Regions from separate parts of the Homo sapiens genome. Here region 1 is linked to region 2. The links are chromatin loops, found by intact Hi-C in ENCODE. Cell type or tissue: psoas muscle. All regions are shown on one strand. Links, peaks and the distances in the headings refer to the core of each region. The heading gives the core; the rest is flanking DNA. Region 1 holds the start of WNK2 (WNK lysine deficient protein kinase 2). Region 2 overlaps FGD3 (FYVE, RhoGEF and PH domain containing 3).

Region 1 (15,528 bases), core at 6,712-9,211, 190 kb after region 2:
TGCAAGCAGCAGGGAGAGAAAGCAAAAAGCAAGTGCAAAATCTCACAGTTTTTCTTGTGGGTTTGAAACTCTTCAAAATAAAAGTTGAGCCAGGCAAGGTGGCACACATCTGTAGTCCCAGCTACTTGGGAGGCTGAGACAGGAGGATCACTTGGGCTCAGGAATTGGAGGCTGTAGTGTGCTATGATTGCGCCTATGAAGAGTCACTGCACTCCAGCCTGGGTGACATAGTGACCCCCCTCTTTATTTATTTATTTTTTTTGAGATGGTGTCTCGCTCTGTCGCCAGGCTAGAGAGCAATGGCACGATCTCGGCTCACTGCAACCTCTGACTCTCTGGTTCAAACAATTCTCCTGCCTCAGCCTCTGGAGTAGCTGGGATTACAGGTGCACACCACCATGCCCAACTAATTTTTGTATTTTTAGTAGAGATGGGGTTTCACCATGTTGGCCAGGATGGTCTTCATCTTCTGACTTCGTGATCTACCAGCCTCGGCCTCCCAAAGTGCTGGGATTACAGGTATGATCTACTGCACCCGGCTGACCCCCTCTTAAAATTAAAAAAAAAATGAAAAGTTTAGTAAGCAAAAACAGCTCTGCTGCCAATCTCATTCTGGCTGACAATGGGGAATTTCAGGAGGTGTGGTGTCGGGAGCTCTGCCTCACCCTGCTGGGCACCCTTGATTCTTGGAGCTCGGCCTCCTGACCAGTGAGGCCTGGCTCAGGACCAACTGCCTCAGTTTGCATACACTCCCCAGGTACCAGCACGTGACCTTAGGCGGGTGACTTCGACTTAGTGTCTAAGAGCCTGGCTCATCTGTAAACCTAACTCTGTTGGAGATCTTTCTCAGCGCACTTTCACACTTTGTCATTTTTGCCAACCCAAGAGGTAGAACCTGGCATCATGAGGGCTGTCATTGTGGTTTCAATTGGCAATTTTCTCTTCATGAGCAAAGTTGCACGTTTTCATATCTAGAAGCTGTTTGTATTATTTTTCTGAGCAGAATCACCGTTCCTACTTTATAGGGTCATTGTGGGACCTTAAAACAGCACGTGTACATCGGGTCTGGACCAAGCTGTTCCAGAGGGTGACAGTTATTACTATGGAGTGTTGGAGGGGCATGTCCCGTGACTGGGTGACCACCCTGGGTCTGCCCCAGACCATCAGGCTGGGTGGCGCAAAAGTTACCTGTGTGTCTGATCTATGTGGACCCTCTGTGGTCCATACCCCACATAGGGTCTGTAATATGCCAGAACTGGGTAGGAGGTGGGAGGGGGCATGCCCCACCCAGGCCTCAGCAGAATGGGCTCACAACAAGAAGGCTCAAATCTAGGACCCACCCCTGCCCAGCCCCCAGCACCCGTGCTGTGGTCCCCTCTAGGCCACTGCCCTGTGGCTGGGACTGGTGATCCTGTCAGAGACCCCCTGTAGGGGCTGCCTGAGGCCAACGTACTGGCTCCAGGAAAGGCTGCAGTCCTGCTCACCCACCCTACATGTTGAATGCCTGGGGCCTTACTCCTTAGACCACTGAAAATGAGATGTGAAGATAATGCAACCCCTGCACACACAACTGAAAGAATAAGATAAGCCCTACAGCAATATGAGGGAGAGACAAAAGGCAAGTCACTCATAATGAAAAAGTCTGTCCTTGAGCCTATACATGGGAATGCTCAGGTGCATATTCCAGCGCAAGCTCCTGGGGAAGGACCCCGCCTTGGAGACCCCACTCATTTGTGACTTTCCTTGACACAAACAGTGGATGGCTGCCCCCAGCAAAGCATGGGAGGGTCTGTCCCCAAGGCCAAGCCTCTCAGTGCACTTTCATGCTTCCTCGTTTATGCTAGACCAATAGGTAGAACCTGGCGTCATGAGGGCTCTCTGTGGTTTCAATTGGCAATTTTCTTTTCATGAGCAAAGTTGCACTTTTTCCTATCTAGGAGCCATTTTTATTGTTTTTGTGTGTCTGTTTTATTTTTTTTGAGATAGAGTCTCGCTCTGTCACCCAGGCTGGAGTGCTGTGGCGTGATCTTGGCTCACTGCACCTCTGCCTCCCAGGTTCAAGCAATTCTCCTACCTCAGCCTCCGGAGTAGTTGGGATTACAGGTGCACGCCACCACACCTGGCTTATTTTTAAATATTTTTATTTTTTATTTTTTGGTATTTTAGTAGAGACGGGGTTTCACTGTGTTGCCCAGGCTGGTCTCGAACTCCTGAGCTCAGGCAACCCACCTGCCTTGGCCTCCCAAAGTGCTGGGATTAGAGGTGTGAGCCACTACACCCCATTTGTATTGTTTTCCTGTTAATTCTCTACTTACATTTGTCCCTTTATTTCCTGGGTTGTCAGTCCTGCATTCTATTTAGTGCCACACTTTCTGGGTTTTTTTTTGGTGATTTTGTTGTTTCAAATGGCTGCAGGCACCATGCTGAAGAGCTGCCCTGTGTTCTTAAGCATAGAGAAGCTGTGATGTGCCTAGGGGAGAAAATGTGTATTAGAGAAGCTTCCATCACATGTGAGTTATGGTGCTGTTGACTGAGGTTCCCTGTTAACGAATCAACTGCCCATCCAGAAAGAGGAGAGGAAGTGTGCCGATCTGTACATGGAGCTGATTGGAAAGTGTGTTGTGTTTTGCTGGGACACAATGGTTTGGGATTCGCTAATTCAGTGTTCGAAGAGACTACAAAGCATGACTCCCCCAGATCCAAGAATCGACTGTATAAGCCGTAGATCTAGCTCCTGGATTGTGTGGCATTCTTAGAAAGCCCTCCCGCTTGGATCCTCTAGGAAATGACTTTGTCTCATCATCTTCTTCTTCGTCTCCTAATCCTGGGCTCCGTGCCCCTCGTCTGGGCAGCTTCCCGGCTATCCCGGGTGGATGATGCCTCCCACATGGTCTGTCACATGCTACAGTCATTTTCCAAGGCGAGCACTGGGCCATGTGCACAGCAGGCCGTTTGCTAGCGGCCTCACGTCTTCCCCGGGCACACCTTCAGTCTGAATGAGCCAGGCACTTCCAGGGACAGGCACAAGCAACTTGGACTGAGTCTGCTGGAAAAAAACAGAAATCTGGCAGGCAAGTTCATCAATAAGTGGAAAAAACCCTCTTCTATATTCACATGGAGAATGATGCGGCCCCTTTGGGGGTTCTCAAGGGGACTTGGTCGGCTCCAATTGCCAGGCTGCCTGGGGCCCCACTGAGTGCAAATTGGAAACTCTGGGCAGGAGAGACCCCTGCCAGCCCCAGGCCTGAGTCAGGTCGCCCAGCTGGGAGGACAACCCGGCCTTGGCCACGGTCAGAACCTGCCTGGACAGCAGGCATAGACTCTGGTCCGAGGACCCCACCAAGCCCATTGGGTGGGGGCCGAAACTTGTGGCTTCCCGGTTCCTTCTTTCTGCTCTGTCCACACAGACCCCCGCTGGCTCTGTGGTCCTGACACACCTGTTGCTGTGTCCCCTGAAACTCCGTGTCCCCCTGTGGAAATGGAGGTGAGGACATGTGCCCAGGCAGATTGGAACGGGTGGCCATTTCTCCCTCTGTGGGCAGGCATTGCTGGCGAAGCGATGATAAGGAAGCTGGGGGTTCCCAGCCTGAGTTTGCCCAGTGTCAAGAGGACAGCAGTAGCCAGTTTCCCCAAGCTGCCCCAGCACACCTGATGGCCATCTCTGCAGCCTGCAAAAGCCAACACATCTGCCTCCTTCCAGGGCTGCTAAGACCTTCCCCAGGACTCTCTCACAACCAGGAAAGAGGCACCTCCATTGCCCCTTTGACTAATGAGGAAACTGACATTCAGATAAATTAACAAGCCAGTCGAAGGTCATGGCCAGAGGGCGTCGCCAAGGCTTAAATCAGAGCCAGGAGCCTCCAGACCCAAGATTTGAGCTGCATTCGACACTCTCTGCTGAGCCCCCTCCTTCATCTCATGGCCTCATTGGGGGTCTGTCAGCACTCCCTGTCTAAAGACACAGGCGAAACTGCCTCTTGTCTGACATGCAGACGTATGCACAAGAGCAGAAGCATTCACTGGCAGTGCTTTGGTGTATTTCCTTCCGGCATTTCTTCCTGTGCGTTGTCACTTCACAGTATCTCTAATCATTACACAACTCCATGAAGAGCATTTAAATGGCTCAGCCTTTTTTTTAGACAGAGTCTTGCTCTGTCGCCCAGGCTGGAGCTGGAGTGCAGTGGCATGATCTCAGCTCACTGAAACATCTACTTCCCGGGTTCAAGCGATTCTCCTGCCTCAGGCTTTCGAGTAGCTGGGATTACAGGCGCCCACTACCATGCCTGGCTAATTTTTGTATTTTTAGTAGAGACAGGGTTTCACCATGTTGGCTAGGCTGGTCTTGAACTCCTGGCCTCAAGTGATCTGCCTGCCTCGGCCTCCCAAAGTGCTGGTATTACAAGTGTGAGCCACCGCACCCGGCTTGACCATATTTGATTATGTAGGAATAGGACTGTTTCCTTAACTATTTATATTATTCATAATGTTTTATTACAAATAATCCTTCAGTGAACATCTTTATACAACACTATCTGCGTTGCTGGTCACTTTGTTAGTGTAAATTCTCCAAAAGAGAATTACTAACTTAAAGGGTCAGAACAATTTTTAGGCTCTTGCTCCAGTCACAAATTGCTTTCAGAAAGCCTGTATCAGTCTACACAGGTGACTCCATTTAAAGGCAGCAGGGGCCAGGTGCGGTGGCTCATGCCTGTAATCCCAGCACTTTGGGAGGCCGAGGCGGGCGGATCACGAGGTCAGGAGTTTGAGACCATCCTGGCCAACATGGTGAAACCCCGTCTCTACTAAAAATACAAAAATTAGCTGGCGTGGTGGCACGCACCTGTAGTCCCAGCTACTCAGGAGGCTGAGGCAGGAGAATCCCTTTAACCTGGGAGGTGGAGGTTGCAGTGAGCCAAGATCGTGCCATTGCACTCCAACCTGGGCACAGAGCGAGACTGTCTCAAAAAAAAAAAAAAAAAAAAAAAAGATAGCAGGTATAAGATAGCGGTTGTAGGCTGAGGTGGGGCTGGCATGAACCATCAGGGCCAAGGGGGAAGGTCAAATTCAGGGCTGTGGCAGGCAGTGGTTATGCTAGAGGACAGTCAGCACACAGGGTTGGGCCTGGGGTCAACGTAGAATTAAAGGAGGGTCATGACTCAACTTTCTGTTCATAAGAGAGGAGTCCCAAGAGAGAAGCCTCAAGGGAACCTAGGACTTGCCACAGAGGCCTGGGGACAAGCTGGATGGCAGCTGCAGGATGGAGTCTTGGGCAAGTCCTCCTGGGCTCACCTCCAGGCTGCACCACCTGCTGGGTGTGGAGCTCGGTCATGATGGGTCCCCTCTCCATGCTGCATTTTCATCTGTGAATGCTGCCACATCCAGGGGGTCCTGAGGGTGAAACGAGAGTACTTTTGCAAAGCATTAGCTCAGCACCTAGCACACACTGAGTGCCCAGTAATGGTGGCCATTATTATCATTATTTCAGCTGTAAGACTTAACTGAGGTTTCACAACTTACTGGGCTCAACAGTTCACCTCCAGCTTCTCAAGATTCCTGGTTCCTGTTACTGGTGCAGCTTGGCAGTGGTCTGATCAGAGGAGGCTGGGGGGCAATGATGTTCTCCATGCCTGGGGGCTGGCCCTGCTTCAGCAGGAGTCCTGGTGGGGATCTCAAATACCTGCAATCCCAGGACGTTTGAGGTCTAAAGCAAAACAGAAAATATGACCTTTTATCTGGTGTGAGCCTAATCAAGTAAAATTAAATAATAACCCTGTAGTTAGAAGAAAAATGTTCAATCACATTCATTTATTTGATCTGCCCTCTCGTGTGGACAGCTGCACAGTGATAGCTGTGTGCCTGCCACAGGGGCTGTGGTGGGGATCATGTTGAGGTAGTGACATTGTGCACAACTTAAAACACCATTTTTTTCTCTTGAGATGGAGTTTCGCTCTTGTTTCCCAGGCTGGAGTGCAGTGGTGCGATCTCAGCTCACTGCAACCCCCACCTCCCAGGTTCAAGCGATTCTCCTGCCTCAGCCTCCCAAGTAGCTGGGATTATTGGCGCCTGCCATCAGAACCAGCTAATTTTTTGTATTTTTAGTAGAGACGGGGTTTCATAATGTTGACCAGGCTGCTCTCGAACTCCTGACCTCAGGCAACCCACCCACCTCGGCCTCCCAAAGTGCTGGGATTACAGGTGTAAGTCACCATGCCTGGCCTAAACACTTTTATTTCTGCTTTTTCTGTTTCATATATATATATATATTTTTTGAGACGGAGTCTTGCTCTGTTGCCCAGGCTTGGTTGCAGTGGTGCGATCTCGGCTCACTACAACCTCTGCCACCCGGGTTCAAGTGATTCTCCTGCCTCAGCCTCTCGAGAAGTTCAGATTACAGAGGTGCACCACCACGCTCGGCTAATTTTTTTGTATTTTAAGTAGAGACAGGGTTTCACCATGTTGGCCAGGCTGGTTTCAAACTCATGACCTCAGGTGATCCGCCCACCTCGGCCTCCCAAAGTGCTGGGATTACAGGTGTGAGCCACCACACCTGGTTTTATAAATTTTTTTATAATGAATTTGTGCTCTTAAAAAAATCAATCCAGGCCGGGTACGGTGGCTTATGCCTGTAATCCCAGCACTTTGGGAGGCTGAGGTGGGTGGATCATCTACCTGAGGTCAGGAATTCAAGAACAGCCTGACCAACATGATTAAACCCCGTCTCTACTAAAAATATAAAAAATTAGCCTGGCATGGTGGCAGGTGGCTGTAATCCCAGCTGGGAAGCTGGGGCAGGGGATGCCTTGATCCTAGGAGGCAGAGTTGCAGTGGGCCAAAATTGCATCACTGCACTCCAGCCTGGGCAACAAAAGTGAGACTCTGTCTCGAAAAAAAAAAAAAAACAAGAAACATCAGTCCATATATCCAAACAATGGAATGTTATTTGGGCCTAAAAAAAGAATCGCGGCGGGGGTGGTGGATCACACCTGTAATCCCAGAACTTTGGGAGGCTGAGGCGGGTGGATTACCTGAGGTCAGGAGTTTGAAACCAGACTGGCCAACATGGCAAAACCCCATCTCTACTAAAAAAAATACAAAAATTAGCCGGGTGTGGTGGCATGTGCCTGTAGTCCCAGCTGCTCTAGAGGCTGAGGCAGGAGAATTGCTTGAACCCGGGAGGCAGAGGCTGCAGTGAACCGAGGCCGCACCACTGCACTCCAGCCTGGGCAACAGAGGGAGACTCTGTCTTAAGAAAAAAAAAAAAGAATTGCACCATTGCACTCCAGCCTGGCAACAGAGTGAGACTCCATCTAAAAAAAAAAAAAGAAAAAGAAAAAGAAAAAGAGAAAAGAAACCAAAGAAATGAAATTCTGATGCATGCTACAGAATATGAATGAACCTTGAAAACATGATGCTTAGTGAAATAATACACAAAAGGTCACATATTGTAGGATTCCATTTATGTGAAATGTCCAGAATAGGCAAATCCATAAAGACAGAAAGTGGACCAGTGGGTGCTAGGGGCTGAGGGGAGGAGGAAATGGGGAACGTCGTCTGCTAGTGGGGACAGGGATTCTTTCTGACGTGATGAAAATGTTCTGGAATCAGATAGAGGTGATGGTTGCACAACACTGAATGTACTAAAAACCTCCTAATCGCACACTTTACGAGAATGAGCTTTATGGTAGGTACATTAATTATATCTAAATAAAGCTGTTATTTAAAAATCAAAGTGTTTTGATATTTGGGAGTAAACGAAATGTTACATAATTTTTTAAATTACTAAAAACAGAGAAATAAGGACTGTGTTCTAGAACATTGCGCCTCCTCCCTCTGCACTCCAGACCCCCATCTCTGGCTCTGGCGGCCAGATGTCCCTAGCAGCAGCAGGGAAGCAGGCCAAGCCAAGTTCACCATCCCCTCCCACAGCACGCCCGCTCCGGAGCTCCCTCTGACCTTCCCCAGTGGCTCCACATTCTCCCCCATCTCTCTAGGCCCAGATGTCACTCTCCCCTGTGGGCCCATGGGGAACATGTGGTAGCCTAGGCTTGGGGTCAATCAAGGAGATGTGGCCAGATTACCCCTGGGAAGGTCATACCCTGAAGAAAGCAAAATCCTGACACTTCCCTGGCTTGCCCTTCACATGACACGCTCTGCTCTGGACATAAGCCGAAAGCCAGTGTCACCCTGGCTGGTTCTGGTCCCCAGCGAATCCAACCTTGGGTATTTCCTTGAAAATGTCAGCCTCAACTTCCTGCTAACACAGCCTCATTTCCAATTCTTGCCAGCTGTGCCCGATGATTTGTTGTGGCCACTGGGAATATGTCACAACGGAGGATGCTGCTGGTTTTCCACCATGAATGGGCCGGTGTCAACTCAGCAATCATGGGATGTCAGTTGTTGGCCCGCTATGCCCCTTAGCTTTTCTCAGGTCTCTGTCCTCTTTCTCTGGGGGACTGGTGCCACCCAGTCCTGCACCATCAGACAGGCTAGGGGTGTGTCCTGGTGCCTCAGGTGGCCGCTGCCCTGGGGCTAAAGGACTGCATTGCTTATTTCCTCCTGGGGGCATGGATCCCCTCCCTCCATGAACCGTTTAGTCAACCCGGAACCCCTTGAGGCCCTGCTGGACCCTGCACCTCCAAGAACAGAGGAACAGGATTCTTTATTTTCTGTTTTATTTTTTTCTTTCTTTCCTTCTTTTCTTTCCTTCCCTCCCTTCCTTCCCTCCCTCCCTCTCTCTTTCTTTCCTTCTTTGTTTCTTCTTGACAGAGTGCAATCTCAGCTCACTGCAACCTCTCCGCCTTCTGGGTTCAAGTGACTCTCTTGCCTCAGACTTCTGAGTAGCTGGAATTACAGGTGTGAGCCACCATGCCCAGCTAATTTTTGTATTTTTAGTAGAAATGGGGTTTCACCATGTTAGCCAGGCTGGTCTCGAACTCCTGACTTCAAGTGATCCACCTGTCTCAGCCTCCCAAAGTGCTGGGACTACAGGCATGAGCCACTTCACCCGGCCACAGGGTTCTTTAAATAGTGGGTACTCTGCAGCCTTTCCACCCTGCCGTGGAGCCTCCGCCAGGAGACCAGAGCAGCAAGGCCCCCATCATCTGCCCTTTAAGCCACATGAGCTGGCTTAGCCGGCCTGACCCACAAAAATGAAATAAAAGCCTTGGTGAGCAGGACCTGAGGTCTTTTCCAGGGGCAACAGGTACCTGTCTGCCCCTCAGGGCCACCTGGGAGCCGGGTGTCAGCGTCCAAGTCAGGGAAGCTGTGGGGCTCCAGAAGCTGAACTTTGATTCCTCCCCTGAGAGAAACAAGCAACCCTGAGAGGCACATGGCATGAGGCTGCTCTCGGGGAGCACAGCAAAACAAGATTTGCGGCCAGAGAGTGGAATGGAGGGTCAGCTCTGTTGCTCTTTCCATGCAAGTGCACCCCCCACGCAGGCAGCTTTTATTGAGTGCCATTGTGTGCCAGACCCTCGCAGCACGTGGAGTCTCCGCAGGACCACCTGGAAGCTTTCAAACACCTGAGGCCAGGCCCACCCCATCCCACACAGCAGAATCTCCGGTTGCGGAGGCGGCATCTCAGGCCTTGGAGATGCTGCAGGGCAGCTGTGTGTAAGACTCACTGGGCTAGAGGGCGTGAGACAGGGTCATGCAGGTCCGACGGTGACTCCTACCAGCAGCTGAGATGGCCCAGCGGGTCCCACACTACAGATAGAGAAACTGAGGCCAGAGGAGCTGCGGGGGAGGTCAGGGTGACTCTGCCTTCCTCCCACATCCATGCACTCTCTTTTTCCCTGTACTTGCAGTTTTACCTTTTTTTTTTTTTTGAGACGGAGTTTCACTCTTGTTGCCCAGGCTGGAGTTCAATGGCATGATCTTGGCTCACTGCAACCTCTGCCTCCCAGATTCAAGCGATTCTCCTGCCTCAGCCTCCCGAGTAGCTGGGATTACAGGTGCATGCCACTGTGCCCGGCCTTTCTTGTTTTTGTTTTTGTTTGTTTGTTTTTGTTGTTGTCGTGAGACAGAGTCTCACTCTGTTGCCCTGGCTGGAATGCAGTGGCGCAATCTTGGTTCATGTAACCTCTGCCTCCCAAGTTCAAGTGATTCTCCTGCCTCAGCCTCCTGAGTAACTGGGATTACAGGTGCACACCACCACACCCAGCTAATTTTTTTGTATTTTTAGTAGGGACAGGGTTTCACCATGTTGGCCAGGCTGGTCTCGATCTCCTGACCTCAGGTGATCCACCCGTTCGGCCTCCCAAAGTGCTGGGAATACAAGCGTGAGCCACAGCACCTGGCCTACTTTTAGCTGTATGATCTGCCTTACCAGAACTGAGCGTCACCCCAAATCTCACCTCTCCACTAGAATCGCAAATAAAGTCCTACACAGTGAAGTGTTGACTTAGGAAACGGGATCGTTTTCTGATTTGTGTGTCATACTTCGGAACATTTCTAATGGAACCCTGCTGTTGGAAGGAAACAAGTTCTTCAACCATTCATCCATCACAGCTGAGTCAGAAGCGTTGTGTCATCCTGTACCACCCGACCTGCCTACCTCAGGCCCTACCCACGGGGAGCTTCCATCCTGCTGGTTGTCCTGAGGCTCTATGACCCACAGCAGGAAGACACTGCAGCCTGGTCATGCCCTTCCCATCCTCTGACATCATCTTCCAGGAGTAGGGGCCCGAGCTTCCACAGCCCACCTGCTCCCACCTACTGCCACCTTCCTGCCACCACACACTGTCAGGCCTTCATCCTGTCCCCACGCCCTTCCTCAGGTCACAGGTCTTCCTGCATTCCCCCAAGCCACTTGCCTGGCCTCTCTGGGCTCTGCTTTTCCAGCACTGTCCTCCCCATCTGATGCCCCTGCCAGGGTATTCTCCCCATGGTGTGACCCGGGGGGCACTCAGGCAAGTGGCCTGGCCACACTGGACCTGAGCACTAGATAGGTTGCCTGACTCCACTCAGAGGCAGAACCTGCCCCACGGGGCAATTGTGGACTGAGCTCCAGCTGGGCATGGCTAGACCCTGCTCTTCCTTCTAGCCAGTGACCCTCAATGGGCCCTGATGTGAGCAGAGGCAGTGGAGCTAGCCCCATCTCCTTTCCTCCCTTCTTTCATGAGCATTTGTTGAATGCCTTTTGTTGCCAAGACTGTTGAGCATGACCATTATGCCCATCTCACAGATGAGCAAACTGAAACCATGGTCCTGTTGCTTGCTGAGGCCCAGCTCCTGGAACTGCATCTGCATGGAGCAGGTGTGTGCCTGCACGTGCCTACTGGCTGGGTAGGCTGGAGCATAGCCTGGACTTGGGAGAAACTTTTTTCACCAAAGGGGCTCCCTGGCATTGTGGAAGCTAAGGTGATAGCTGTGGGTAGAGGTCACTGTCTCCACTCTGAGGCCTTGAGAAAGTTACTTAAAGTTGAAAAATCTCTGGGCAAGACCTCAATGTACTCATCTGTTCTAAACATCGAAGACAAATGCTGCCCCGTAATCCCAGCACTTTGGGAGGCTGAGGTGGTTGGATCACTTGAGGTCAGGAGTCCGATACCAGCCCGGCCAACATGGTGAAACCTCATCTCTACTAAAAATACAAAATTAGCTGGGCGTGGTGGTGGGCGCCTGTAATCCCAGCTACTCAGGAGGCTGAGGCAGGAGAATTGCTTGATCCTGGGAGGCAGAGGTTGCAGTGAGCTGAGCTGAGATCCCGTCACTGCACTCCAGCCTGGGCAACAAAGTGAAACTCCATCTCAAAAAAACAAAAACAAAAGCAGAAAACAAAAAACAAACCTCCAAAAGACAAATGCTGGCATCATGACCCTGGATCATGCAGCCTCAGGACACCCAGTAAAGCAGACTACAGTATTTATACTCCCCGTCTTAGCAGCAGGGAGATGGAAGCTCAGAGATATCCAGTGACCTGCCAAAGGGCATATAGCCAGTGCTGTGAAGTCCTGACTTCCAAGGTCTGTCCAAGGATCCCTCAGGCTCCATCTGCCAGGATCCCAGGAGCTGCTCCTGAGCCCAGCCTGAGATTCCTTGCAGAGGAAACTGTGACCTGTCCACTACTGACTTAGCTGTGTACCCTAATGGTCATGGGTTGGCAGAGAGAATGAGCTCTCCACCATGGGAGGTGTGTAAGCAGAGATGCGTGAATTCACCCCAAGGGCTCAGAGAGCACACAGTACTCTCTCAGGGACAGGCTGTCCCCCACTCCCCACAGCCTGGGCTGCTCCCTGCTGATTTGTGGGTGTAGCCATCCTTTCCCACGCATGTGTACAAGTGTGGGTGGGCAGCAGCCATGGGTGCTGATGAACCTTCTCCGATGCTGGCAGGTATTTTGCCCACACACTGCCAGTGTGGCCTGTTGGGAGCAGGAGGAGGCCAGATAGGTGTGTGCTGGTCTCAGAACACGCTTAGCTCTGTCCCATCCTGGTTTTCCCTTGGATAGGCTTGAACACACCCATCATGAACAGGTCTGTGGACTTGGTGCCCTTCCTAGATTGACTGAATCTACAAGGAATTGGCAGCCTTTTAAGGTGGGCAAGTCAGGATGATCAGCCCACTCTGCAGGGCCAGATACTGAGGCTCAGGAAGGACCAGGACTTGCCCAAGTTCACTCAGCTGGTTAGGGGCAAGGTTGGGGGGTCTTTAGCCTCCAAAGGGAAGACAGAAAAGATCCTTTTCCACCCCTGACCTCTACCTGGAAGACTCCTGCCCCAGGAGATGCAACTTAGATCCCTGTCCCTCAGGCCTCTCTGTCCTGCAGAGCTGGCGTCTGCTGTTTGGCCTCCTCCTCGTGTGAGCTCTGGGCTCATGCCAGCGGACTTGAGCCCCGGAATGAATGCCTGTCTCACACGGTAGATTAGATTATATAAATAACAGGCAAGTGCCAAATGCATAGCCCTACACCTAGCACACTATTTAACCACTGGCTCTCTGGGGAGAAAAGTCCTGATTTGAGGTGTTTGCCAATTTCCGCAGTGTAAATACTCCCAGCATTGCTGACTTCAGGCTACAGGGTGGCATTGCTGAACCCAGAGCTGGGAAGGGATGTTCACTGTTGCCCCTCACAAATTAGTTTCAGCCAGTGCCAGTGCCCAGCGGGGCTCCAGGAAGTCCTGCTTCTCTGGGTAACAGTTGGCCTGGCATATTCTTCCCTCTACATTGTGAAGGTGAGATATCGCCTCTGCTGGCTTTTATGCCACATGAGTTATTTTGTGCCAGGGGCTCCAAGGCCTACAGGCCCACAAGCATCTTTTCATCTCTGGAAGTGTGTGTGTATCTGATGGGGGTGCCAGCCCAGTGGGATGGGGACTGAGATGAGAATACTCTGGTATCTCCCTTGTGCCTCAGTTTCCTCACCTAGGATCATGGAGGCTGGGGTAAGGGTGAAGTGTTAGCTCAGGGCATTGCCTGGAGCAGGGCTCAGAACTTAGCAGTATGGTTACTGACACAGGTCACCTGCTGCATTAGGGCCAGAGACGCCCAAGAGAGGGCTTGTCCGTGGGGGTCTAGAGGAGGAAGGAGCTAGAGATCATGGAAGACTTCTCGGGAGAGGTGGCATCTGGCAGAGGTGGGAAGGAAGAACACTTTGGGTCAAGGGGCTTCTGGAAGCCTCTCCATATCCCATCCAAGGCATTCCAGCTCAGCTTCGGTCTTGAAAGTTCTGGGATTTAGAGCATATAACTTCTGCCTTTGGCGCCTCAGTTTGCTCTAGACTGTGAAATGGGCATAATGATCACCAGTGCCTCCCTGGGTGATGATGAGGTCCTCATGGTTCCTGGTGGTGAAGTGAGGGCAGGAAAGGACACGCTGAGCCCCACCAGGCTTAGCCCCAGGCTGGGCTCCCGAGGGCGGCGGTACCCCTGGTCCTTTTCTTCCTAGCCTGCCCATTCTGTCCTGGCACAGGGCCTTGAGGTCTAGCGCGCCGGGCTGCGGCGTGCTGAGGCGTTGAGCCTGCTGCCTCCTCTCAGGAAGAAACGGGGTCCTCCGCAGCTGACAGCCCTGCGGGGCGTTCCAAAGAACTTCAGAGGACAGGAGCGCTACCTCGAGCAAAGAACCGCGGGTGGGAGCCCAGGTAGCCGGCCCGCAGGTGGCCGCGCGCGCCTGCCAGTCAGCCAGCCCGTCCGCAGCCAGGTGGGCGTGCCAGGCCCAGCCCCCTGCGCCGGTCCGGGGCGGGGCGAACGGAGCCCCGCCCTCCCCGCGCGCCGGGTCGGAGCCGGTGCGGGAGCGGAGCCGCGCGAAGCCGGCAGGAGCACGCGGGAGCGCGGCCCCGCAGTGGCCCGGCCCGAGAGAGCAGCGCGCAGGAGCTGGAGCGGCGCCACGGCCCCCACCCCAGCGCGGACCTCGCCCGGAACTCGGACCCCGTCCTCGAAGCGTGATCTCTCCCGCCTCGCACGCCCTGGCCGCCGGGCCGCGGGCATGGACGGCGTCCGCTCGCCCTGTGAGTGCCGAGCCTCCCCTCAACGCCGCTCGCCGCCTTTGTGTGCGCGCCGCGGCGCTGCAGCCCCCTCCCCGCGCGCCCCTCCCGCGCCCCGGGCCCGCGTCCTTTGTGGAGCCGCCGCCGGGCCACTGCCTTCCTCCCACCCCCGGGCTTCCCTATCCCCTTTACAGCTGCCTCCGGGACAGCCTAGCAGAACCCTCCTGGGCCAGGGCTGGGCAGGGCGCGAGATCCCTCTGCCGGCCTCCGGGGCCCTCAGGGACACCCTAGCAGGTCCTCTCTCCCAGGGTTCCAGGGACACCACAGGCCCGTCCCTCTCCGCAGCCTGGGGCTGAGCAGGGCACGGACCCCTCCTCCCCAACCCAAGCCTCTGGTCCCGTCTGCAGCCCCCCTTTCCCAGGGCCCCCAGAGACGGCCCCCGCAGGCTCTCTCCGCGGCCGGGGCTGGGCAGGTTGCGGGCTTAGGGCGGCGTTGTCTCATCCGGCGGCCTGGGCAGGTGCGGCAGGGCCGGCGCTCACGCGGGCCTGTGTGTCCTTGGCCCACAGAGATGGACGGCGATGGCGGCCGCCGAGACGTCCCCGGCACGCTGATGGAGCCCGGGCGCGGCGCGGGGCCCGCGGGCATGGCGGAGCCTCGGGCGAAGGCGGCGCGGCCGGGGCCCCAGCGCTTTCTGCGGCGCAGCGTGGTAGAGTCGGACCAGGAGGAGCCGCCGGGCTTGGAGGCAGCCGAGGCGCCGGGCCCGCAGCCCCCGCAGCCCCTGCAGCGCCGGGTGCTTCTGCTCTGCAAGACGCGCCGCCTCATCGCGGAGCGCGCCCGCGGACGCCCCGCCGCCCCCGCGCCCGCAGCGCTGGTAGCGCAGCCGGGAGCCCCCGGAGCCCCCGCGGACGCCGGCCCCGAGCCCGTGGGCACGCAGGAGCCCGGCCCGGACCCCATCGCAGCCGCTGTCGAAACCGCGCCTGCCCCCGACGGCGGCCCCAGGGAGGAGGCGGCGGCGACCGTGAGGAAGGAGGATGAGGGGGCGGCCGAGGCGAAGCCTGAGCCCGGGCGCACTCGCCGGGACGAGCCCGAAGAGGAGGAGGACGACG
Region 2 (15,528 bases), core at 4,616-7,115:
TGCTCTTTTCAAAAAACCAACTTTTCATGTTGTTGGTTTTCCTATTGTCTTTCTATTCTCTATTGCAGATACCTAATGTATATAGATATCTCTATAGGTCTGATCTTTATTACTTCCTTCCTCCTGCTAGCTTCAGTTTCAGTTTACTCTTCTCTTTTGAGTTTCTTGATGTGCAGAGTTAGGTTGTTGATTCAAGATTTTTTTTTTTTAATGTACGTATTTATAGCTGTAAAATTCCCTCTTAGCACTGCTTTTACTGCATTCCATAAGTATGATGATTTCATTTTTTTCTTTTATCCATTGGTTGTTTAAGAATGTGTTGTTTAGGCCAGGTGCGGTGGCTCACTCCTGTAATTCCAGCACTTTGGGAGGCTGAGGCAGGTGGATTGCCTGAGTCAGGAGTTTGAGACTAGCCTGACCAACATGGTGAAACCCTGTCTCTACTAAAAATACAAAAATTAGCCAGGCGTGGTGGTGGGCACTTGTAATCCCAGCTACTCGGGAGGCTGAGGCAGGAGAATTGCTTGAACTGGGGAAGTGGAGGTTGCAGTGAGCCTAGATCCCGCCACTGTGCTCTAGGCTGGGCGACAGAGCAAGACTCCATCTCAAAAAAAAAAAAGAAAAAAGAAAAAAAATGTGTTGTTTAATTTGCACATGTCTGTGGATTTTCATTGTGTTATTGAATTCTAGTTTCATTCCATTGTGATTGAAAAAGATGGTTTGGGCCAGGCATGGTGGCTCACGCCTGTAATCCCAGCACTTTGGGAGGCCGAGGCAGTCGGATCATGAGGTCAGGAGATCGAGACCATCCTGGCTAACATGGTGAAAACCTGTCTCTATTAAAAATACAAAAAATTAGCCAGGCGTGGTGGTGGGCACCTGTAGTCCCAGCTACTCGGGAGGCTGAGGCAAGAGAATGGCATGAACCTGGGAGGCGGAGCTTGCAGTGACCTGATATCGCGCCACTGCACTCCAGCCTGGGTGACAGAGCGAGATTCCATCTCCAAAAAAAAAAAAAAAAGAAAAAAAAGAAAGAAAAAGTTTGTATAATTTCAGTCTTTGTGTGTTTGTTGAGACTTGTTTTATGCCTAATATATGGTCTATCCTGGAGAATGTTTCATGTACACTTGAGAAGAACATATATTGTGCTGTTTTTGGGCAGCGTGTTCTGTAATTGTCTGTTTGGTTCAACTGTCTGTAGAGTTGTTCAAGTTCTCTATTTCCTTATTGATCTTCTGTCTGTTTATTTTATTGGTTTATTGAAAGTGAGATATTAAAGTCTCCTAATATTATTTTGCCGATCTCTATTTTTTCCTTCAATTTTGCCAAAGTTTCCTTCATATATTTAGGAGCGCTGAGGTTTGGTGCATAAATATTTATAACTGTCACATCTTTTTGGTGACTTGACCTTTTTATAACTATATAATGTCATTCTTTGCTTCTTGTAACAGTTATTTTTTTTCCAGTTGGCAGCAGTGATTCTTTTTTTTTAAAGTGACAGATACTAGCTGTACATATACCTGAGTTACATAGTGATGTTTTGATACATAGAATATATAGTGATTAGATCATGGCAATTAACATAGCCATCATTTGAAACATTTATCATTTCTTTGTGTTGGGAACACTCAATACCCTCCTTCTAGCTATTGAAACTATATACTATACGATTGTTAACAATAGTCCTTCTACAGTGTCATAGAACACTGGAAATTACTCCTTTTATCTATCTGCAATTTTATATCCTTTAACAAATCTCTCCCTATCCCTCTCTTCCTCCTACGCTTCCTAGTCTCTAGTATTCTCTGCTGTACTTTTTACTTCTGTGAGATCAACTTTTTTTAGCTTCCATGTATGAGTAAGAATATGTGGTGTTTAACTTTCTGTTCCTGGCTTATTTTGCTTAACTAAATGTTGTCTAGTTCCATCCATGTTGCCACAAATGACAGGATTTCATATTTTTATGACTCAGTAGTATGACATTGTCTATATATACCACATTTTCCTTATTCACTCATCTGTTGTTGGACACCCAGGTTGATTCCATATCTTGGCTGCTGTGAATAGTGCTGCAATAAACATGGAGGTGCAGCTGTCCCTTCAATATACTGAGTTCCCTTCCTTTGGATAAATGTCCAGTCGTGTGATTGCTGGATCATATGGTAGTTCTATGGTTTTTCTTTTTAAAAAGAATGTATTCATTCATTTTTTTTTTTTGGAGACAGAGTCTTGCTCTGTCACCCAGGCTAGAGTGCAACGGCAAGATCACCGTTCATGCAGTTCGCTCCTGTTCTGCTTGATATTCATGAACATTTCAGCTCTCCATAAGAGTCCTGAAAGTTTTTCCTCTATTCTAATATCACAATCTCCAACGTTATCAGAAACCTGCATTTAGGAGCACCTGTTAGAGTCCTATAGCTGACTATAAAAACCACCTTTTGGCCAGGGACGGTGGCTCATGCCTGTAATCCCAGCACTTTGAGAGGCTGAGGCAAATGGATCACCTGAGGTCAGGAGTTCAAGACCAGCCTGGCCAACATGGCCAAACCCTGTCTCTACTAAAAATACAAAAATTAGCTGGGCATGGTGGTGCTTGCCTATAATCCCAGCTACTTGGGAGGCTGAGGCAGGAGAATTGCTTGAACCTGGGAGGCAGAGGTCACAGTGAGCTGAGATCGTACCACTGTACCCCAACCTGAGCAACAGAGTGAGACTCTGTCTAAAAAAAAAAAATTCACCTTTTAAAAAGGATTAAAACAAGTCAACAATTGTCTGTGGATGACAAAAAGTCTTATGGTGCCACAGTCAAAGACACAATTGAAAAAGAAATTTGTTATCTCTGTGGCACACTAATTTAACATAACAATTATCATTATTGGTTGGGCATGGTGGCTCACTCCTGTAATCCCAGCACTTTGGGAGGCTGAGGCGGGTGGATCATGAGGTCAGGAGATCAAGACCATCCTGACTAATATGGTGAAACCCCGTCTCTACTAAAAATACAAAAAAAAATTAGCCAGGCGAGGTGGCGGGCACCTGTAGTCCCAGCTACTCGGGAGGCTGAGGCAGGAGAACGGCGTGCACCCGGGAGGCAGAGCTTTCAGTGAGCCGAGATCACACCACTGCACTCCAGCCTGGGCAACAGAGCGAGACTCCATCTCAAAAAAACCAAAAAACGAAAAACAGTTATCATTATTAGTGATAACATAGTAAGTTATGTCATAATTATAGAAGTTTTGCATAATTTTGGAACATGTACCAATAACACATTTATAAGGAGCAGAATAATGCTTTAATAAAACTCTGTTGTGCTTTTATTCCAATGTTCAATTTATGGAAAAACTGAATACTCCTTTAACTCTAGCCAATATGGTCACATACAGAATTTCTTTTACAAGATTAATTTTTACAAACCTTCCACAACTTGCTTTAACCTTTATCTTTATCATATATAATTTAAAACAATCCTTTAACCCTCTAAACTAGGCAAAAATATCCACATTTCCATGCCTTCTTATAATCTTTTACCAAAAGCACATTCTGCTTTCCCTACACATCTTGCATGTAAACTGTTTTTCCAGTAGTGTCAAGTACACGTTACACTGTTAACTCTTAGCAACTTTTACTTTTGGTGAAAAACCTGGTAAGTAAGCAATTCTAATTATGCACTAGGTTTGGAGCCTAGGACATCCAACAGAAATGCAGATAAGATTTGACTCTTTCCAGCATAGATGAGGGGATACAGCTAGCTCTGTATGTCCCCAGGCCTTACCTAGCTGTAAAGCAGGCAAATTGTACAGTTAAGAGTCATGATCGCAGTTTATAAAGCATTTTACAACTTGCACTGACCATCTACGGCATGCTTGGACTTTCTGACTTGACCTAAACATCCCTCTTTTAAACAACCAGTTATTTTACTTTGGGACAAGAATTTACCATACAAAATCCTTTTCATGCAAAATCACTTTTCTTTATAACCTTCCTTACCAACAATACCTTTACCTTTATAACTTTTGAATTAGACAAATTAATTTTCCTTCTGTTAGGAAGTTATGGTTTATACTACATGTTGCTGTATGGGTCCTGTGAAGGGGGAGCAGACAAAGAGGTTATCTACATACTGTAGAAGTTATCCCCCCTTGAGAGATGCCTTGGTTAGATTTTTGCTAGGGTTTGTCCAAATAAGTGTGGGCTATTTCTAAATCCCTGAGGTTAGCCTGTCCAGGTTAAAGTTATTGGTTAAAGATTTAGGTGGCTTTCCCAGGAGAAATAGAGCTCTTAGAGATAAAGATGAATTCAGAGGTCAGGTAAATATTAAGCAAACACCCATCTAGGAAAGTATATTTTTGCCCCAAAGAGGTGTAGGGTATTTAGACACTACCAGGGACTGGTGGGAAAGTGGTAATTGGTCTCTTAAATAATGTAAAGGGGTGTGAATCTTTTTTTTCTTTTTTTTTTTTTTGGAGGGAGGGAGTGCTATTTGCCCACATTACCTGACTGCATTTGGAGAAGAATTGCTCAGAGGAGATTAGCACAGAGTAGGCAGCTCTTGAACCCAAAGGGAAATTTATAATTTTATTTGCTGCCTCCAGAGTCACCCTTGGCTTTGTCCTGCTAGTGCCAATGTCTGATTTGGAAGCCAGCTAGAGCAGAGAGCTCTCCAGCTCAAGGCCATCAGGGGTTGGGATTCTGTCCTGGGGGCCCTTCAGCCTTCAAAGCAGTCCCGTTTCCAGTGGCCAAGCTTTTGGCAGAGAGGGGAAACCATGTGAGGTTTCCTCCCGTTTGTCCCACTGGGGCAGTTTGCCTTCCAGTGGCCTGGCTTCCCACGCCAATGGCAGTTACCTGGAGGAGTGTCCTTAGGGAAACCTGGAGGAGGCTGGTGGGCTTGCAGAGCAGCCAGTAGTTAAGCCTGCCTCTGGTCCCTGCACTTCTCTTTTTCCTTAGCCCTGTCCTCCTGATTCTACTCCCAGTTATAAAAGACTGAGGAGGTGACTTTGAGGATTTCCTGCATAGAGGCACTGGGTTCTGAGGCTGACTTTTGTTATTTCTTCCCAGTTAATTTTGAGGAAAAACAGTATTACAAAGAAAACCTAGTTTTTCTATTTTTGTTTGTTTGTTTATTTGTTTGTTTTTTGACAGAGTTTTGCTCTTGTTGCCCAGGCTGGAGTGCAGTGGCACAATCTTAGCTCACTGTAACCTCTGCCTCCCGAGTTCAAGTGATTCTCCTGCCTCAGCCTCCCAAGTATCTGGGATTACGGGTGTCAGCCATCATTCCTGGCTAATTTTTTGTATTTAGTAGAGATGGGGTTTCACCATGTTGGTCAGGCTGGTCTCAAACTCCTCACCTCAGGTGATCCACCCACCTCAACCTCCCAAAGTGCTAGGATTACAAGCATGAACCACCGCACCTGGCCCATTTTTCTGTTTTAAGGTTTAGGGGATCAAACTTTTCCCACTTTTTGGGAATACATCTGAGGGGTGTGTCCTGTGGTATGGAGATGTGATTACCCATCTGTGAAGAAAGAACAGTGGAGAAAAAAAGGAAAAAGGTAAAATGTGTCCCTTCTTACTTTCCTATTATCTTGAATAGGGCATCCCCCATTCATCCTTAGGGTTCCAGAATGAACCAGTCTTACTGTGTACCCTTAACCTTGGTCCCATTTCATCACAATTACCCACTTGACAACAGAGGAAATACCAGAGTGAACAGTGGGCCCCCTGCTCATCCTTGGGGTTCTGGAATGAACCAGTCTTACCATGTACCCTTAACCTTGCCTTCATCTCTGTTTTAATGATAATCTATCAGCCTTTATCTCTGTCCTATGGGTCTCTTGTGCCTATGGACTTCAGCCAGCCTATATCCTTATCTCCATGACCTTATAGTGACTTGCTCGGAGCATTCTGAGCAACAAAATGATGATCTCTTTTCTCAGAGTCCCATCTCTCATGTTCTTTAAGTAGATGAGAAGCCTGTTTTTCAGCTAACTGCCACAAGGGGGCTGACTCCCCTGCCTTTGAATATGACCTTGAAGGTCTTGATGCATGTTGAGAGGGGTGTGGAAGTGATTAGAGAAATGGAGGCTACAGGAGGAAGTGGGAGGAGGTGAGAGGAATATTCATGGAAAGCCTTTATATGCTTACAAAAATAGCAGCCCTTCCATTTGAGAGGGCGATGTTTATTTTCCCTCTTGACATAAAAGAAGAACCTCTGGAGGACTTGGGGCTTGGGGTAAGAACTTGCAATGGCAAAGGAAGAATGTTCCCTTATCCCAAAAAGGTACTAACTCAAAAAAGCAAGTAGGCAGGGTCCTTAAAGGACCACAGAGTGAGGCCCTGTGCCCGCAGACAAACTGCTTCAAAAGCCACTGGAAAACTTGGCCCTGGGGCATAACAGGAATGAAAAGCACATGGTAAGTCAGAAGGAGCTGGCAGAGCCAGGGTTCCAATTAGTGTCTGTCCTGGCCATGTGCCAGTAGTCAGGGGAAGGGTTAGAGGTCATCCGAGCTGGTAGGGTAAAAACAAGTATAAATCTCATGGCGTATCCCCAAGGGAGCCTGTGTCTTTGCTGCCACACAAATTCAGCAAGAGCCATGAGTGCATGAATAACAGGGAGTGTGTGTTTAAGAAGTCAAGTGACATACAAAGTGAAAACAAAGAGGCAGACTTGCCTCCGAGGTAGACAGTCCAGTGAGTGCACAAGCCATTTCAGAACACACACAGAGAAAACAGGAGAATAGGCAGTATGGGTTTTTGGAAAACAACCAATTTTAGTTGAAAAAGCAGAGGAGGCTGTGTGCAGTGGCTCACGCCTGTAATGCCAGCACTTTGGGAGGCTGAGGTGGGCAGATCATGAGGTCAGGAGATCGAGACCATCCTGGCTAACACGGTAAAACCCCATCTCTACTAAAAATACAAAAAAATAGCTAAGTGTGGTGGTGGGTGCCTGTAATCCCAGCTACTTGGGAGGCTGAGGCAGAAGAATGGTGTGAACCCAGGAGGCGGAGCTTGCAGAGAGCCGAGATAGTGCCACTGCACTCCAGCCTGGACGACAGAGCGAGACTCTGTCTCAAAAAAAAAAAAAAGAAAGAAAGAAAAAAAAGAAAAAGCAGAGGAAACAACAGACATTGCATGGTGTTAGGTTTTAGCCCTACCACTCTCATGAGCCTCCTGTCTAGGAGGGCCATGGGTGCCTCAGTTCTACTCAGTGCAGACTCCAAGGTCCCTCCTCTCTGACTTGAGAGATTCATGTGCTCCGTTTATCCTTTGACTTGGGGTATTCTGCACTGGCATGCTTCCAGGGAGTTACATCCCTTCGCCCCTGATTCTTTCGTGTGGTGGGCTGTCTGCATGCCCAGTGGCCCACCAGCACTTGGGAGGGGCCGTATGTGTAGTGTGTTTACTGGAGTTGTGAGCATGCTCACTTGAGCCATTCTTCCTGTACCTGTCAAGTGTTCCTAGACGGTCATATACCAATTACACTTCACCATTTCGCCCCTTAGCGCGCATGCATGAGTCCATTTATCCAACTCTTGAGATCTTATCAGGAAGCTGATTATCTGTTTCAGGTTTTTCTATCTATTGGGAGACTGCATTTCCCTGGTGCTGGCTGCAACCAGTTATTATTTTAAAGAGGCTGTTTAGCAACCACCTGACCAATGCAGGATTTTTTGCTCCTTAGTTCAGCTAAAATCCGGGTTCTTGTCTCATTACCAGGAAAAATTAGGCACAAGGACACATTGAAGGGTGAGGAGGGCGGATTTATTAGACAAAAAGAAAGCTCTCAGCAAAGAAAGAGGGGTCCTGCCAACAGGCTCCCACCTCACAGATTGAATACCAGGCCACCACACACTAGTTGAAGAGGCCAGGCTTCTCCCCTGCATAAGGCTCCACCCTGCATAAGGCTCCAAGCTACCACCATTCCTGGTAGCTCCACCCCATTTCCCCAGTACCTGTGGGCCTCCAGTCCATTGTGGGCATGCCCAGGCAAGACCCTGCACAGGTTCCCTTACCTACACAAAAACATCTGGCATAAATGCTTGTGGGGCAGGCTGGAGATTCTCCAGGGACCCTTTCTTATCTGCCTCCTGCATCTATCAAGACCATCACCTGATGATGGTCACCTGATATTCCTGGTGTGGCGGGGCCCCTGCTCCCCTGCTCATGTCTGCCTGGCTACCTACCTTACACTAATCTGCCATGTTGACTTCTGATTAATCATAGTTCCAGGAATGCCTCTAAGATTTCTATCTTATTACTGTTCCTTATATAAGAGCAAGTACTTACTGTAAATCTTAATCTTAGGTCATGACAACCTTGATGTTACCATAAACACATATTTACCATAAAACCTGCCCTTAGGCTATGATAAATACAACATTCTTGCCTTTCCCTGAGGGGTTGATTTCAATGTCCTACACACTCCTTCTGAAGCACTGTATACCCTTTCCCTATGGCATGTAAGTCCTGGGTTTGGGGGTTGACAGCATGAAGATCTACCTGTTTTGTGGCCACCCAAGACCATGCTCTTGTCTGTAAGTTCCCCAATAAATCACCCTCTGCTGAGAAACTACATTAGTCTGCCTTGTTCTTTGGTTCCTCAACTCCTTCAGCATTTAGGGGTCTCTGCAAGCACAGCCCTTTCATGAAACATTATCCTCTTCAATTTCTTTCATCAGTGTTTTTTTGTTTTGTTTTGTTTTGTTTTTGAGATGGAGTCTTGCTCTGTCACCCAGGCTGGAGTGCAATGGCGCAGTCTAGGCTCACTGCAACCTCTGCCTCCCAGGTTCAAGTGATTCTCCTGCCTCAGCCTCCTGAGTAGCTGGGACTACAGATGCGTGCCACCACACCTGGATAATTTTTGTGTTTTTAGTAGAGACGGGGTTTCACCATGTTAGCCAGGATGGTCTTGATCTCCTGACCTCGAGATCCACCCGCCTCAGCCTCCCAAAGTGCTGGGATTACAGGCGTGATCCACCGCGCCTGGCCAACCCCTGACCTCTTCATCCGCCCACCTTGGCCTCCCAAAGTGATGGAATTACAGGCGTGAGCCACCGCACCTGGCCTCATCAGTGTTTTTTAGTTTTCTTTTGTAAACCAAAAAGTATCTGATACTGGTTTCAATCAATTTAGAAGTTTATTTTGCCAAGGTTGAGGTCATGCTTGGAAGAAATAAACATGGAATCATAGAAAAACAGTCTGTGGCCTGTGCCTTTCTCCAAAGAGGACTTTGAAGTCTTCAGTATTTAAAGGGGAAAAGTGGGCTGGAGGGGAGAAAGGGAAGGTATGTTAATCCACATGTTGCAAGAGAAAAGGAGCCGGTAGGCGAATAGTCAATTATGTATTCATCTGGTTCTCAGTAAATCGGCACTTTACATAAGATGAGGTAAACATAGGGCAGCCACCTGTGGAGATATTTAACCTTTCATCTATAGCTGTCTGCTTAGGAACAAAAGGAAAGGCAGTTTCTTGCATGACTCAGCTTTCAGCTTAATTTTTTTCTTTTGGCATTATGAATTGGGGTCCTGTGTTTTTTTTTTCCTTTCACACCTTGTAGAGGTTTTTTTTTTTTTTTTTTACCTTTTTCATTAAATGTATTCCTAGGTATTTATTTTGCAGTTATTGTATATGAGATTGCCTTCTTGATTTCTTTTTCAGCTAGTTTGTTGTTTGTGTATAGAAACACTACTGTTGTTCGTATATTGATTTTGTGCCCTTCAACTTTATGAAATTTTTTTTTATCAGTTCTAAGAGTTTTGTGATACAATATAGGTTTTCTATATATAAGATCACATCAGCTAGGTTTAGTGGCTCACACCTGTAATCCCAGAACTTTGGGAGGCTGAGGTGGGAGGACTGCTTGAGCCAAGGAATTCAAGACCAGCTTGAGCAACATAGTGAGACCTTGTCTATACAAAAAAATTAAAAAGTTAGCTGGGTATGGTGGTGCGGGCAACAAGTGAGATCCTGTATCAAAAAAACAAAAAAGATTATATAATCTGCAAACAGGGACAATTTGACTTCCTCTATTCCCATTTGGATGCCTTTTATTTCTTTCTCTTGCCTAACTCTTCTGGCTAAAACTTCCAGTACTATGTTGAATAATAGTGGGGAAAGTGGGCATCCTTGTCTTGTTCCAATTCTTAGAGGAGAAGCTTTCAGCTTTTCTGCATTCAGTAAGATGTTAGCTGTGGGTTTCTCACATATGGGCTTTATTATTTTGAGGTATATTCCTTCTATACCTAGTTTGTTGAGGGCGTTTATAATAAAGGGATGCTGAATTTTATCAAATGCTGTCTCAGCATATATTAAAATGATCATATGGTTTTTGTTCTTAGTTCTGTGAATGTGATGTATCACATTTATTGATTTGTGTATATGGAACAATCCTTGCATCCTGGGATAAATCCCACTCGATTGTGGTTTGTTATCTTTTTCATGTGCTGTTGGATTTGGTTTGCGGGTATTTTGTTGAGGATTTTTTCATCTATGTTCATCAGGGATATTGGCCTGTAGTTTTCTTTTTTGTTGTGTCTTTTCCTGGTTTTGGTATCAAGGTTATGATGACCTTGTAAAATGAGTTAGGAAGAATTTCCTCCGATTCAATTTTTTGGAATAGTTTGATAATTGGTATCAATTGTTCTTTATAGGTTCAGTAGAATTCAGTGGTGAACCCACTGGGTCCTGGACTTTTTTTGTTTGGAGATTTGTTTGTTTGTTTGTTTGTTTGTTTGTTTTTGAGAGAGTCTCACCCTGTCACCCAGGCTGGAGTGCAGTGGCGCAATCTTGGCTCCCTGCAACCTCTGCCTCCCTAGCTCAAGCTATTCTCTTGCCTCAGCCTCCTGAGGAGCTGGGATTACAGTCACCCACCACCACACCCAGCTAATTTTTATATTTTTTTGTAGAGATGGGTTTCACCATGTTTCCCAGGCTGGTTTCAAACTCCTAGGCTCAAGCAGTATGCCAGCCTTGGCCTCACAAAGTGCTGGGATTACAGGTGTGAGCCATTGCACCCGGCCCTTAAATTTCATTCTTAATTTCTTCCTTCATCCATTCATCATTCAGGAGCATGTTATTTAATTTCCATATATTGATATAGCTTTGAATGTTTCTCTTGTTGTTGATGTCTAGTTTTATTCCATTGTGGTAAGATAAGATACCTAATATAATTTTGATTTAAAAAAAATTCTGAGGCTTGTTTTGTGTCCTAACATATTGTCAGTCCTGGAGAATATTCCATGGGTACATGAGAAGAATGTGTATTCTGCAGCCGTTGGGTGAAATGTTCTGTAAATGTCTGTTAGGTCCATTTGTTCTATGGTGTAGTTTAAATCTGATGTGTCTTTGATTTTCTGTCTAGATGATCTATCTAATACTGAGAGTGGGGTGTTGAAGTCTCCAACCACTATTGTATTGGAGGTCTATCTTTCCCTTTATATTTAATAATATTTGCTTTCTATATCTAGGTGCTCTAGTATTTGGTGCATATATATTTGCAATTATATTCTCCTCCTGAATTAATCCCTTTATTATTATGTAATGTCTTTCTTTGTTTCTTTTTATAGTTTTTGACTTGAAGTCTTCTTCGTCTGATATAAGTATAGCTACTCCTCCTTGTTTTGGGTTTCTGTTTACATGGACTATCTTTTTTCATCCTTAACTTTCAGTTTATGTGTGTCTTTACAGGTAAGGGGAGTTTCTTGTGGACAGCATATAGTTGGGTCTTGGTTTGTTAATCCATTCAGCTAGTTTATCTTTTAAACAGGGGAATTTAATCTATTTACATTCAAGATTATTATTGATTGGTGAGAACTTACTCCTATCATTTTATTGATTGTGTTCTGGTTGTTTTGTATATCCTTTGTTACTTCTTCTCATTATTTATTTTTGTAGTTGGGTGGTTTTCTGCAGTGATAAGGTTTGATTCATTTCTTTTATCATTTGTGTATCAGCTTTACCAGTGAGTTTTATAGTTTTACATGTTTTCAAGATGGTGTTTATTGTCTTTTCACTTCCAGATATAAGACTGTCTTGAGCATTTCTTATAAGACTGGTCTAGTGGTGATGAATTCCCTTAGATTTTGCTTGTTGGTTAAAGATTTTATTCCTCATTCCTTTCTGAAGAATAGCTGGGAGGATTGCTTGAGCTCCTGGGTTGGAGTGGCAGACTGTTCTTTTAGCTGAAAGTGTGGCAGTGAGGGTTGGTTTCCCTGCTGTGCAGGAACAGAATCACAGCTGATCCTGGGCCCAAGCTCTATGCATCTGGGGTTGTGGCATTCAAGCACTCATGTGGTCTTGGTGGAATGCAGACGGAGCCCAGTGCTAGAGAGGTACAGTAGCTACTGCCTGGAGCATTCTGGAGGTTGCTCTGGTCTCAGGATGGTGCCATGCCACAGCAGCCTCGTTCACAGTGGGTGGTTGGGGGGTGGGGTGTGTACACTTTGTGATCCTAATCCGGGTGATGTAGCTATGCAAATTCTCACAACTCTCCAAACTGGGCTTGGGGCTTGCGAGGACTGTGGGATTCTCTTGTGTTATACTTTTTCCCTGAAAAGGGAAGTCCCTCCTGACTCTGGATAGATGCTATCTGGTTGGAGGGAGATGGGACCACTAGAGGCTGGGTGCCTCCACACTGCTCTCTCAATCATCACAGGTGCATCTCTACTCCACCACTCACTCCACCGCCAGCCAAATCTTAGTTGTTTGTGCCTTAGTCTTTTCTTGGGATGAGGGGAGGAATGCCAGGTGTTTCTAGTCAGCCATCTTACTGATATCACTCTCCTTCTTTTTTTTGGTACAAGGTCTCACTATGTTGCCCAGGATAGCCTCAAACTCCTGGGCTTAAGTGACCTACCTCAACCTCCTGAGTAGGGGGGACTGTAGGTGTACACCATTGCATCCAGCCTTGTAACAGTTTTTGCTATAAAGTCTATTTTATCTAACTATGGCCACTCCTGCTGTCTTCTGGTTACCATTTGAATGAAGTATCTTTTTCCATCCTGTCACTTTCAGCCTATGTGTGTCCTTATATCTAAAGTGAGTCTCTTCTCAACAGCATATAGTTGGATGCTGTTATTTTTAATCCATTCAGCCAATATGTCTTTTTCTTTTTTATTATTATTATACTTCAAGTTCTAAGGTACATGTGCACAATGTGCAGGTTTGTTACATATGTATACATGTGCCATGTTGGTGTGCTGCACCCGTTAACTCATCATTTACATTAGGTAAATCTCCTAATGCTATCCCTCCTCCCTCCCCTTACCCCATGACAGGCCCTAGTTTGTGATATTCCTCACTCTGTGTCCAAGTGTTCTCATTGTTCAATTCCCATCTATGAGTGAGAACATGCGGTGTTTGGTTTTCCGTCCTTGCGATAGTTTGCTCAGAATGATGGTTTCCAGCTTCATCCATGTCCCTACAAAGGACATGAACTCATCATTTTTTATGGCTGCATAGTATTCCATGGTGTATATGTGCCACATTTTCTTAATCCAGTCTATTATTGATGGACATTTGGGTTGGTTCCAAGTCTTTGCTATTGTGAATAGTGCTGCAATAAACATACATGTGCATGTGTCTTTATAGCAGCGTGATTTATAATCCTTTGGGTATATGCCCAGTAATGGGATGGCTGGGTCAAATAATATTTCTAGTTCTAGATCCTTGAGGAATCGCCACACTGTCTTCCACAATGGTTGAACTAGTTTACAGTCCCACCAACAGTGTAAAAGCGTTCCTATTTCTCCACATCCTCTCCAGCACCTGTTCTTTCCTGACTTTTTAATGATTGCCATTCTAACTGGTGTTAGATGGTATCTCACGGTGGTTTTGATTTGCATTTCTCTGATGGCCAGTGATGATGAGCATTTTTTCATGTGTATGTTGGCTGCATGAATGTCTTCTTTTGAGAAGTGTCTGTTCATATCCTTTGCCCACTTTTTGATGGGGTTGTTTGATTTTTTTCTTGTAAATTTGTTTAAGTTCATTGTAGATTCTGGATATTAGCCCTTTGTCAGATGGGTAGATTGCAAAAATTTTCTCCCATTCTGTAGGTTGCCTGTTCACTCTGATGGTAGTTTCTTTTGCTGTGCAGAAGCTCTTTAGTTTAATTAGATCCCATTTGTCAATTTTGGCTTTTGTTGCCATTGCAATTGCTTTTGGTGTTTTAGTCATGAAGTCCTTGCCCATGCTTATGGCCTGAATGGTATTGCCTAGCTTTTCTTCCAGGGTTTTTATGGTTTTAGGTCTAACGTTTAAGTCTTTAATCCATCTTGAATTAATTTTTGTATAAGATGTAAGGAAGGGGTCCAGTTTCAGCTTTCTACATATGGCTAGCCAGTTTTCCCAGTACCATTTATTAAATAGGGAATCCTTTCCCCATTGCTTGTTTTAGTCAGGTGTGTCAAAGATCAGATTGTTGTAGATGTGTGGTATTATTTCCGGGGGCTCTATTCTGTTCCATTGGTCTATATCTCTGTTTTGGTACCAGTACCATGCTGTTTTGGTTACTGTAGCCTTGTAATATAGTTTGAAGTCGGGTAGCATGATGCCTCCAGCTTTGTTCTTTTGGCTTAGGATTGTCTTGGCAATGCGGGCTCTTTTTTGGTTCCATATGAACTTTAAAGTAGTTTTTTCCAATTCTGTGAAGAAAGTCATTGGTAGCTTGATGGGGATGGCATTGAATCTATAAATTACCTTGGTCAGTATGGCCATTTTCACAATATTGATTCTTCCTATCCATGAACATGGAATGTTCTTCCATTTGTTTGTGTCCTCTTTTATTTCGTTGAGCAGTGGTTTGTAGTTCTCCTTGAAGAGGTCCTTCACATCCCTTGTAAGTTGGATTCCTAGGTATTTTATTCCCTTTGAAGCAATTGTGAATGGGAGTTCACTCATGATTTGGCTCTCTGTTTGTCTGTTATTGGTGTAAAGGAATGCTTGTGATTTTTGCAAATTGATTTCGTATCCTGAGACTTTGGTGAAGTTGCTTATCAGCTTAAGGAGATTTTGGGCTGAGATGATGGGGTTTTCTAAATATACAATCATGTCATCTGCAAACAGGGACAATTTGACTTCCTCTTTTCCTAATTGAATATGCTTTATTTCTTTCTCTTGCCTGATTGCCCTGGCCAGAACTTCCAACACTACGTTGAATAGGAGTGGTGAGAGAGGGCATCCCTGTTTTATGCCAGTTTTCAAAGGGAATGCTTCCAGTTTTTGCTCATTCAGTATGATATTGGCTGTGGGTTTGTCATAAATAGCTCTTATTATTTTGAGATATGTCCCATCAATATCTAGTTTATCAAGAGTTTTTAGCATGAAAGGCTGTTGAATTTTGTTGAAGGCCTTTTCTGCATCTATTGAGATAATCATGTGGTTTTTGTCTTTGGTTCTGTTTATATGATGGATTACATTTATTGATTTGTGTATGTTGAACCAGCCTTGCATCCCAGGGATGAGGCCAACTTGATGGTGATGGATAAGCCTTTTGATGTGCTGCTGGATTCAGTTTGCCAGTATTTTATTGAG

Evidence for each region. A loop is a pair of places that touch in the nucleus more often than their neighbours do. Peaks named below come from ENCODE experiments on the same cell type or tissue, not always from the same donor. Only the 100,000 strongest peaks of a DNase experiment are listed, where the experiment ranks them.
Region 1: it touches region 2 in a loop (2.8-fold over the local background); 1 of 110 quality-filtered maps calls a loop at or near these places.

The regions. Positions count from the first base shown.
Region 1 is chr9:93,169,940-93,185,467 of GRCh38, forward strand. WNK2 (WNK lysine deficient protein kinase 2) reads left to right here and starts at 14,200. Exons shown (of 30, transcript NM_006648.4): 1 at 14,200-14,446; 2 at 14,989-15,528. The coding sequence starts at 14,991. RefSeq lists an enhancer at 3,312-3,885. In psoas muscle, for the core only: no CTCF peak of the experiment used is centred there; a DNase peak (open chromatin) is centred at 7,929.
Region 2 is chr9:92,980,364-92,995,891 of GRCh38, forward strand. The region is part of intron 3 of FGD3 (FYVE, RhoGEF and PH domain containing 3); the gene reads left to right. Among named protein-coding and RNA genes, the nearest start is that of FGD3, 41 kb to the left of the region's middle. RefSeq lists an enhancer at 7,571-8,269. In psoas muscle, for the core only: a CTCF peak has its summit at 5,976 (motif pointing right); no DNase peak of the experiment used is centred there.